Regions from separate parts of the Homo sapiens genome. Here region 2 is linked to region 1. Evidence: chromatin loops called from intact Hi-C (ENCODE). Cell type or tissue: PC-9. All regions are shown on one strand. Links, peaks and the distances in the headings refer to the core of each region. The heading gives the core; the rest is flanking DNA.

Evidence for each region. Peaks named below come from ENCODE experiments on the same cell type or tissue, not always from the same donor. Only the 100,000 strongest peaks of a DNase experiment are listed, where the experiment ranks them.
Region 2: it touches region 1 in a loop (5-fold over the local background); 2 of 110 quality-filtered maps call a loop at or near these places.

Annotation. Positions count from the first base shown.
Region 1 is chr3:9,172,593-9,177,969 of GRCh38, forward strand. All of the region lies in intron 1 of SRGAP3 (SLIT-ROBO Rho GTPase activating protein 3), which reads right to left. Among named protein-coding and RNA genes, the nearest start is that of SRGAP3-AS2, 17 kb to the right of the region's middle. In PC-9, for the core only: no CTCF peak of the experiment used is centred there; a DNase peak (open chromatin) is centred at 3,019.
Region 2 is chr3:9,225,943-9,231,319 of GRCh38, forward strand. All of the region lies in intron 1 of SRGAP3 (SLIT-ROBO Rho GTPase activating protein 3), which reads right to left. Among named protein-coding and RNA genes, the nearest start is that of SRGAP3-AS3, 12 kb to the left of the region's middle. In PC-9, for the core only: no CTCF peak of the experiment used is centred there; a DNase peak (open chromatin) is centred at 639.

The sequences.
Region 1 (5,377 bases), core at 325-5,324:
ATGTTGTCTCTCATCTGTTTCCAGCCGAGCTCTGGGCTGGCCATGGTGAAATGTCCAACCCAAGACTTCAAGACTAACCCCTTTCTGGCCCCAGGAGCTGGGCCTCTCCTGGGCACTTGAAGGAAGAGCCACAGATACAACGTCATAGGATCAAAACGACAAAGTGCACAGACCCTCCACTGACAGTAACAGAGAGAGCTGGGGAGTGAGAAGGGCAAGCGCAGACTAGAAGGGTGAGACAGAGACGGGATATGCCCTGGAAGGAGGCCCTGGTGCGGGGCCATTGCAGAGGCTATGTCTAGTGCGGTAGATGAGACTCTAGGTGGCACAGGGACGCCGCAGGCAGGAAGGCCAGAGGGAGAAGTAAACAGAAACAGTCATGTGAGAGGAAGCTGGGAAGCTACCAAGGCAAACAGGAGAGGTGGTGGGGCATGGCTCGTGGCCACAAGCCCCTAAGCACTGTGCACCAGGGCCAGCCGAGTCAGCTGGCCTGGCGCAGTGATGCTGCTTGCACTGCTGGGAGGTATGGCCACATCTGGCCCAGCTCTGAGCTGGGCGCTTCCCACACTCCCTGCTTCAGCGGCAACAGGGCAGGAAAGCTTCAGCAGGCCGAATGGAGCAGCACTGCACACAGATGTTTGCAAGTGCTTTGTGCACCACCCACATAAGCACAGAGGACAGGCTTACAGCCCAAAGTTCTAATGCCGGGGCTGTGCCTGACTCTGGCAGGCCCCAGATGATGGTCTTGGGTCATTGCCAGTGAAAGCACTACCCTCCTTCAGGAGAGTATCTGTTTGAGAGTCACTGACACCTACTAAGATATGAAAAGAAGGCGCAAACATAAAATAAAACAGTTCCTGCACTCAAGCCGCTCACTGGACAGTGGGAGAAATAGCTGAGCAAAGAGGCAGTTTGAATGAACTAGAATAAGAGCAGAGAGGAGAAGATGATGGGGAGAGGTGGGCCTGGAGGCTGATAGGATGCTTGCTGGAGAAGACACTGAAGCAGAAATCTAAGCATCAATCCCTCCAACGGGCAACTCTGTCGCAATCCAGTGGCTTCACACATGTTGTTACTTCTGCCTGGACCCTCCCCACCCCTGCCCACCTCTCCTCCCCATTCTTCAGGCCACTTCCTGAGACCTGACCATTGTCCCAGCCACCCACCTCCACCCCTGCCATAATTCTCTCCCCGAACACTGCTCTTTCCCATCACGGGACATATTGCAGTCTCTTAGTAAACATCTATTGGTGTTTGCTTCTTAACATTACCCCCAGAGCATGGGAACCAAGTTCATTTCCCACTGCAGCCCAGCACAATGCCAGGCACGTGATCATGCTCAAAAAGCACTTATTGGTACACAGTGTTCACAGGAGCACCATTCATAATGTGTCCATCGACGGATGGATGGGTCAACCAGATGCGGTCTAGGCACACAGTGGGGCACAACTCAGCCTTCAAAAGGAAGAGAATGGATGGACCTTGGGGACAGTATGCTAAGTGAAATAAGCCAGTCACAAAAGGACAAATCGTGTAAGAATCCACTTATATGAGGTACCTAGAGGAGTCAGATTCACAGACAGGGACTAGAGGAAGGAGGGAATGAGGAGTTATTGTTTAGTTTGTACAGTTTCAGTTTTTCAGGTTGAAAAGAGTTCTGGAGACAGATGGTGGTGATGGCTGCACAGCAATGTGATATATCTAATGCCACTGAACTGTACGTTGTAAAATGGTTAAGATGGTACATTTTCTGCTATGTGTTTTTTATCACAATTAAAATAATTTTTAAAGGGTGGAAGTGTTTAACAAATGAGTAAATGAGGAAGTGAAGATGGGAGGAAGGAAGAAAGGAAACGGAGGGAGAAAGCAAGGTGGAGGGAGTAGGGAAGGAGAGCAGGAGACTGCGGGCAGAATGAAGGGAGAAAAACCACCACCACCACTACTTAGTAAGCACCGACTTCATGGCAGGTGCTGCACTGAAGGCGTCATATTGATCATCTCACTGAATGTACCAGCAAAGACGCACAGGCGGGAGTTCACCTAAGGTTTCAGGACCCATGAAAGAATTCCAGCCTCGCCTGACCTTGCCCGTTCTCACCAGAGGGAAGTCGCACCCAGACGGGAGTGAGGGGGCTGGAATCTGCTACTTCTCCTCCAGGGGGACTCCCATTTGCAAAGTTCTCCCCATGTTTTTCATCTCATTTGATCCTCCCGAGGAGGAATCAGTACTCGCAGCTGACAGAGGAGGAAACTGAGGGCAGCAGAAAGCAAGTGTAGGCTTGTTCCTGAGGCTCATGGGAGTGACTGAGGCCCATGTGAGAAATGGGAGCAGCTCAGCAAAGGAAGACACCAGGGAGGCGTCATTCCGTGGACTGGGAGGACTGTGTGCAGGAGTGGGGGTGATAGCACTCAGTGCATGCAGGCACTGCTGGGCCTCATTCCCACAGTCCCCCTACATCCGAAACTCCCCGGGATGCTTAGGAACACAGGCCCTGTCAGCCAAACACCTAGGAGGCTGACAATGGTTTGTTTGTCAGCCAGATGTTCCAACATCATTTAAGCATGAGCTTAAATCCCAAGCCAAAATAATTCCGTTAATTAAAAAAAGAAAGAAAGAACTCATCCATATCTCAGAACTCCCACAGCAGGCTGGTTTCTATCTCTAACAGGGCACTTCACCTGTCTTATACTTTGGTTTCTTATGGTTTCTTCTGCACTGCTCTGTCTCCCCTACTAGACGACGGGTGTCCTACGAAAAGAGAGCATTTTGTTTGCCTCTGTATCCCCAATTCCTAGCACAAGCCAGGGCCACAGAAAGTCCTGGATAAACATTTACAGAATGAATGTGCATTTTGCTGTGAACTCATCATGAACATGACACAGAGCCCTATTCCCCTGAGGGAAGACACAGCTGGATGGTCCCAGAAGGACCCAGCACGGGGAGCCCTCAAGGTGGGGCAGCTCAGGGAAAGGCTGGTCTGCTATGGGGAAAAGCTGGGACTCTGGGTACCCCCAGGCAATGAGGATGCAGCTTTGTGCCGCATTCCTGGCACTCCTAGCACCACGCCTGGTACAGGAAATATTTGTGGAGTTGAGCCTGTGCCAGGTCTACATTCTTTCTGTTCTAGACCATCAACGGAAATCAACACTTTACCAGCATGTCCCAAACCAGGTGTGGTCCTTGGGATGCTTCTACATGTTTAGAGAGAAAAAGGGCTCCGTTATCAGCAAAGGTGATTTCCCACCTCTTGAGGGATTAAAGTGCATAGACACATATCAGACTGGCAGGGGTTGAGCACCAAATCTTCTGTTTCCTAGAAGGTAGCTTGGGATTCTTTTTTTCTTTTGATATGGAGCCTCACTCTGTCACCCAGGCTGGAGTGCGATGGCGCAGTCTCGGCTCACTGCAAACTCCGCCTCCTGGGTTCAAGCGATTCTCCCACCTCAGCCTCCAGAGTAGCTGGGACTACAGGCACGTGCCACCATGCCCGGCTAATTTTTGTATTTTTAGTAGAGATAGGGTTTCGTTATGTTGGCCAGGCTGGTCTCAAACTCCAGACCTCATAATCCACCCGCCTCGGCCTCCTAAAGTGCTGGGATTACAGGCGTGAGCAACCACAACCAGCCTAGCTTGGGATTCTTAATCCCTCCACATGTTCATTTCTCTTCTGTAACACAGGGTGATGATGGCATCTGTCACACAAGGCTATGATGAGATGGCATGAAAATGCATATGAAGGGCCTCATAGGGTACCTACCATGTAGGAAGCCCTTCATAAATGGCAGTTACACTAATGATCATAAGAAATAAATATTACTGTTATTAGTATATGTTGTGACTCTCCAAAAGGAGCACAGATTAGACAGTGTTCCTCAGATTTATTTGACCACAGATTTTACCCACAAGTAATCATCCATGGGACTCCTGTGTTAGTCCATTATTGCACTGCTATAAAGAAATGTCTGAGGTTGGGTAATATATAAGAAAAGAGGTTTAATTGGCTCATGGTTCTGCAGGCTGTACAGGAAGCATGGTGGCACCTGCTTCTGGGGAGGCCTCAGGAGGCTTCCAATCATGGTGGAAGTCAAAGTAGGAGCAGGTGCATCACACTGTAAAAGCAGAAGCAAGTGGGGGGCGGGGAGGAACCACACACTTTTAAACAGCTGTATCTCTCAAGAACTCACTCACTCATCACCAAGGAGATGGGCTAAGCCATTCAAGAGGGATTCCTCCTCTACCCTGACCCAAACTCCTCCCACCAGGCCCTACCCCAACAGTGGGGATCACATTTCAACATGAGATTTGGGCAGGGACAAATATCCAGACTGTATCAACTCCACTTAAAAGACAGAAACCTAAGTCAATAGCAGCAAGGTTATCAGGAGAGCTGGCCTGGGAGGTCCTCATTTGCATGACCTTGCTGCTAATGCCTTGATTTTCCTATTTTTTCTATCCTGAGGTTCTTAACCTGAAGTTCAGAGACTGGCTCTAGGGAAGTGTATGCAACTAAAACTTCAGGAAAAATCGTGTGTTCAAGGGCACACATTCACTCACCAACTACTGGGCACCAGCTATGTGCCAGACACTCTACTGGGTGATGTGGACACAAAAGGAAGCAAAGCCAGGTCCCTCCTGTTACGGAGTCTCCATTCTGGTGAGAGAGACAGATACTGACCAAATAATCCTATAAGAAATTTACAACTTCAGTTGAAATTGCGATGAAGAGGTTTACGGTGCAATTTGACCATATGTAAAGGAGGCATTAACTAGGTCAGAGGGAGCAGCAAGTTCAAGGCCCTTTGGAAGGAGGAATGGTGAGTACAAGGAGCAGCGAGGAGGCCGGTGGAACTGGCTGGGGGACCTGGAGGAGGCAGGAGAGATGGTGCAGCCCCTCAGAGACCATGCCACGGAGTCTGACCCATGTGCCTTTCTAGGAAGGAGGTCCGTGGCTTTCATGTATACTCAAAGGTCTCCATGATCTTAATACAGTTGAGAGGAGCTCCACTGTCAGGGGCCCAAGTCCCTGGCTTCATTTGAAGACAGTCAGACCAGCCACTGGGTGCCAAGGACAGCATCTGTGGTTTTTGTCTGTACAATATTTACTCTCTCTTTTCTGGCATCAACACTTGAGTGTTTCTTTAGGGGAAATCACCACCTCCCATTCTTACTCCTTGTGGGTTCTGTGGAATTAACTTTAACTCCTACTCTAGGGAAGACCATGTGACCCTGGTCTGGCCAAGAGAAGAAGGGCATCTCCTGGCCATAGGGATAGACCCAGAGATGGACACACAACCAAGCAGGACCAGCAAGCACCTGCCCCAGGACCTCTGCAGGAACTACTAGGAGCTGCTTTCCTTCTGCAGGTTGATATGCCTG
Region 2 (5,377 bases), core at 96-5,095, 53 kb after region 1:
TCATTTTTACAAGTTGGCATCTAACTCACATTTTTAAAAGACACAGTACAGGCCAAATAAAACACACCTGAGGCTGGATCGGGCCCATGTGCTGTCAGTCTGCAAGCTCTGCATAAAAGTTCAGCTTTAAAAAAAAATTACCAGTAATGTGCAGAGCAGATCCTGCCCCGCAACCCCAACCCCCGACCCCTATCTCTGAGAAATAAGGCAGGGGGTCAGGGGTGGGGTAGAGGCAGTGATATCTTTTGCCCACATTACTTGGTAAGAACTGGAAGTTTACATTTCCATTTTGAGCCTCTTCAGGGAGTCCTGCTTTCCTCTATCAGAAAGAGTTTTACTTTTGTTATGGAAATTATTTTCCTCTACTGGGCTGCAGAAAGCAGAAAATCTCAGATTGGCAGAGACCTTCTAAGTCACCTAGAACAAATCTCCCTCTGATGCCTAAATCCCCACTCTTGACAATCTCTTCCAGGGATTCATCACCCAGCCTCGAGCACCTCCTACGCCTGGGAGATCAAGGCTTAGGAGACTGCCTGCCTGTTCCTTCAAGACAGCTCTAATTGTTAGAAAGGTCTTCCAGACACTAGACTTCTATAAACGCAGCCCAGAATCAGATTAGGTTTTTTGGCAACTGCCTCACAGTGACTCACAGCAAAACTCACTGTCAACGAGAACCTTAAGTCTTTTTCACAAGTGCTGCTGCTAAGCACACCTCTCCCCAGTCTACAGACTGGTTTTCAGACATAAGGGCAAGACTTTACACTTTTTCCTCATTAAATTTCAGCCCACCTACATGGGGTGATGAGATGGCCATCCATTCACAGCTACAAATCTGTTAATTTCTCAGATTGTTTTCAGAGGACCATGACCCCATCTCTGCCCCTCAAATTGTTGAAGCTGATGGCTCTTCATTTCATCGATAACACAGATGGCACCATGAGCACCTGCCAGGAAATGCAACCTGCTATTCACCTTCTCCAAACCCCGTCTGCAGGAAATGATATTTATGGAGGATTGGCTCAAGGTGGATCCATTCCTCCAGGTCAAAAAAACCCACCTGCCCACAGGAGCCAAGCAGGCAACAGAAATGAGCAAAGTGGGCCAGGTGGGCACTGGCACAAGTCCGAGCCCCTGTCCCATTGGAAGGGAACAGCCAATTTTTGCCTCTGAGAATGAGGGCCCAGTGTTCCTAGATCTTCCCATTTTCTAAGAGCTGCCAGAAGTCTGGATTTTTACATGAACTCCCCTGATTTTTTTTAACTCTCTTCATTTTTAAGTGTTGGAAATGATGAATTCATTTTTGTAAATCCTGCAAAGGCCAAACAAAACATGCTAGTGGGTCTAACTTTGCCTGCAAGCCATCCGTTCTGCCATGAATGTTGTAAATTTCACTCTTGGATTGAATCGACCCCTCAAAATCTGGGTAAGAGTAATAACAGAGCGCACTTATTGAGTGTGGCCCACATTCCAGACATTGGGTAAGCATGGGTTATGTCATTTAATCCTTGCAAGAGTCCAATGGGTGCCCATTTGAAAGAGGAAGAAACTGAGGCATAGAGAGGGGAGATGCCTTGCCCAAGGTCAAGCAATTAGTAAGTGACAATGTTGGGATTCAGTCCTAGATCTGTCTGGCTTCCCAGTCCAATGCAGAGTCCTTGGACCACACTGTTTGGGCAGAATTACTTCTTGTGAATTGTGCTTTGGTGTTAAAATTATCAAATTACATTGCGATGTTTTTAACTACTAAAAATGCATTACGGTGGCTACGATAGGAATGACTAAGGACACCATCTAATGCATCACTGGGTCTTCAGTGGCCTCTAGCACCTGAATGCCCCTCCCTCATTCCCCTCAGGGGTTGGGGGGCAGTCAGAGACAAATACAGCAGCACTTCTTGTTGGGGGAGAGTATCCTGCCCTTGAGTAAAACTTCAAACTCATCCTTAAGGAGATGACAAAGGTTTTACTGGAAGTAATGACAGGGAGTCTCCATGGTGAAGTTTGAAAGGATGATGGTAAGTCGGAGGCAGTTTTCCATCACAGACATAGAATGGTTTGTTATGCTGTCATGCAATTCTCATTGTACAACCCAATCTGATGATCATAGTTTGAGACAGAAAATAAAGCATAACTTCTTGGCCTAATCCAAAGGTGGCAAACTCAAACACATGTAGAAACCAGGCAGGTTAGGCCAATGACAAGCAGCAGCAGGTGTAAGAGAAGGGTGTCGTGGGGACCCAAGAGCTTCTGGGATAGGGAGGTGTAGGGGCTCAAGAGCACATACCTTGTCTAAAAAAGGCAGCCGCCAGTCAGCTCTGGCTGATTGGTTACTGCATGAGAACAGGCACCCAGTGCCGCCAGATCATGCAATTTGCTTTTAAAAAGTCAGAAATGCAGATATTTAAATGAAGTTGCCCAATTTTGTTGTGCATCTCAAGTAAATGCACCACTGGCCAATGCTAGCAAATGCACAGCCAGACCACTTCCTGCCTAGTGCTCAGGGTTGGTCCAGAAAAAAAAGTAAGTTGAATTTTTCTCCTGTTGAGTCCTGAACTGCTTCAAACATCCAGAGAAGAGGAGGGAAGCCAGAGAGGCCTTCCTAAATCCTTGGGGGTTACACTAGCCAGCTCCTGGATGCACGGCAGGCACCCTATGGAGGGGTGCTGGGGATGCAGCCTGGACTTCATTGATTTCTTCTGCAGTAGGAGACAGCTAACAGCCACATCCTAAGTTGATCATAGGTTTGGCTGCTAAGTTCTTGGGGGCAACAGAAGAAAGATCAACAAGGTAGAAGAAGGAGGGTGATGTTGACACCTAGCAAGCTAAAAGTCAACTCTAGGCCGGGCGCGGTGGGCTCACGCCTGTAATCCCAGCACTTTGGGAGGCCGAGGCGGGTGGATCATGAGGTCAGGAGATCGAGACCATCCTGGCTAACATGGTGAAACCCCGTCTCTACTAAAAATACAAAAAATTAGCCGGGCGCGGTGGCGGGCGCCTGTAGTCCCAGCTACTCGGGAGGCTGAGGCAGGAGAATGGCGTGAACCCGGGAAGCGGAGCTTGCAGTGAGCCGAGATTGCGCCACTGCAGTCCGCAGTCCGGCCTGGGCGACAGAGCGAGACTCCGTCTCAAAAAAAAAAAAAAAAAAAAAAGTCAACTCTACTTACTCCTCCCCAAATCAGGGTTATTATTAAGGGCATAGTAGTCCACCCACTGGAAGGAAAGGTGATATTATGGACTAGCTAGGTTCTACGATACAGTCATGAACCAAAATTCCCAGACATTGCACTTCTAAGAAGCTCAAAGGTTCAGTCTGGGTGGGTCCAGACTTTTGACATTCTTCTTTCTGTGGCTAGGTAGGCCTGGTCACATCTGGGAGAGAAGCAGGAGCAGTCGTCTAGCTGGTCCCTATAGGAAAGGGGTCAGATACTCCAGCTGTCCCCCAAGGCTGACCCACTCCAGATCAGCTTCCTCTACCCTGGAGCAATAGAGCTGAGATTCAGGTGTGGGCCCGGACAGAGGCCGGCATGGCAACCTCCCTAGGCCAAAGGCGTTCTCCACGTGGAGAACAGCTCACCAGAATTCTGTGTTCAGCCACAGCTTTGAGATAAGATTTCATTTCCTAGCCAGCGGCCTGTGTCACACATATCTCGCTAGAATCTCTTGGGGAGGGGCCAAAAGCCACTGGACAAGGGACAGGATGGGGTCAGGGCCTGAGGTCTGGCATCCTAACCAAATGCCAGTTGGTCCCTACCCCATTCATATTTCTATCTATTTATAGGATAAATTCTTCTCAGGGCTCAAGATCCAAAACAATGTAGCTTCTTTCAATGAGTGGGTGGTTTTTCTCTTAAAGATACTATTAAACTTCGCATTTTTAGAGTCAATTCCTCATCCCCTCCTGCTAAGCGCTCTGCTTCCTGGTTCTCTCTGCCACAGGATTCGCTGTTTCTCTGAATGGTAACCTCGGTTTATTGAGTATCTGCTATGTGTCTATTCTGGCCTGAATGCTTTATTTACAGCAACTCCCAAGGTAAGTATTACTGTCCTTATTTTACAGAGGAAGAAGCTGAGCCTCAGAGAAGTTAAGCAACTCATTCACTGACAGCACTAGAATTTAAACCCAGACTCCAGAGCCTGCAGCGCGGCTCTTACAGTTGTGATTTATTAATAACAATCGGTGACGCTGACTGAGTGCCAGGCACTGTGCTAAGGGTTTTACACACATTATCTCATCTAACTGGCTCAATAACTGTTTGAGGTTGGATTATTATTATTACAGATGATGACAGTGAGGCTCAAAGAGATGAAAACACTTGCCCAAAGTCACACGGCTAGAAAGTGGCTAAAAGGTTGCAAACCCTGGTCAGTTCAATACCAACAACTGTGTTCCCAATTACTAAGCCTGCCTTCCTTGGTTTCCTGACATTCTCAAACTGGATGGGCATGCTCACATCCTCATCCAGGTAATTAAAACACTGAACAGGAGACAGCCTTTTGGCATGCCACTGGAGACTTCACCTAGGATGACAATCGTACCCCCATGCCAGAATCACATCTTCAAACAGTTATGAACTCATCTAATGGTGCTACCTGATTGGTCTGTGCTTGGGAACTGGTGTGGGAGAGGGAAAAAGAAAGCATGGATTTGGGCAGGCACAGTGGCTCATGCCTGGAATCGCAGCACTTTGGAAGGATAAGGCAGGAGGATCGCTTGTGCCTAGGAGTTTAAGATAGCCTGGGCAAAATAGCAAGACGCTGTCTCTACAAAATTTTTTTTTAAAATTAGCCAGGCATGGTGGCATGCACCTATAGTCCCAGCTACGCAGGAGTCTGAGGCAGGATTGCTTAAGCAGTTCAAGGCTGCGGTGAGTTATGATGGCGCCACTGCATTCCAGCCTGAGTAAGACCCTATCTCAAAAAAAAAAAAAAAGAAAAGAAAAGAAAAGAAAAAAGAGCAGACTCGTAGCAGGACATGAAAAGGGGCCAAAGCTGAGATCGGTCCCCTGTCTTCTAACTGCAGGTCTACCCCAGGGCTCTGTTACTAGATTTGGCTTCAATCCTCCCCCTGCCCATTCAGATGATAATTATCAGGGTCTTGGAGGTACCACAGCCCCCAAATTGAATCTCAGATAATCCTTCCAGCTTTGTCGAGCCACTGGAAGTTTTCCCACTTCCAGGGGAAATAGGGACTTTGTGGTTTATCGGCCAAGGTCTGGGGTGGAAGCCAAAAAGGGCTTTTGTCCAAGGAGCTCAGAGAAGGCTTCTTCCACAGCTCTGACAAACAATAGTGTAACTGGTGATCTGGGGGGGCATTCCCGTTTCTTGGGAGACTTTTCTCCTAGAGTATCAGGATTTGCCTTCTCACAATCCCTTGTCAT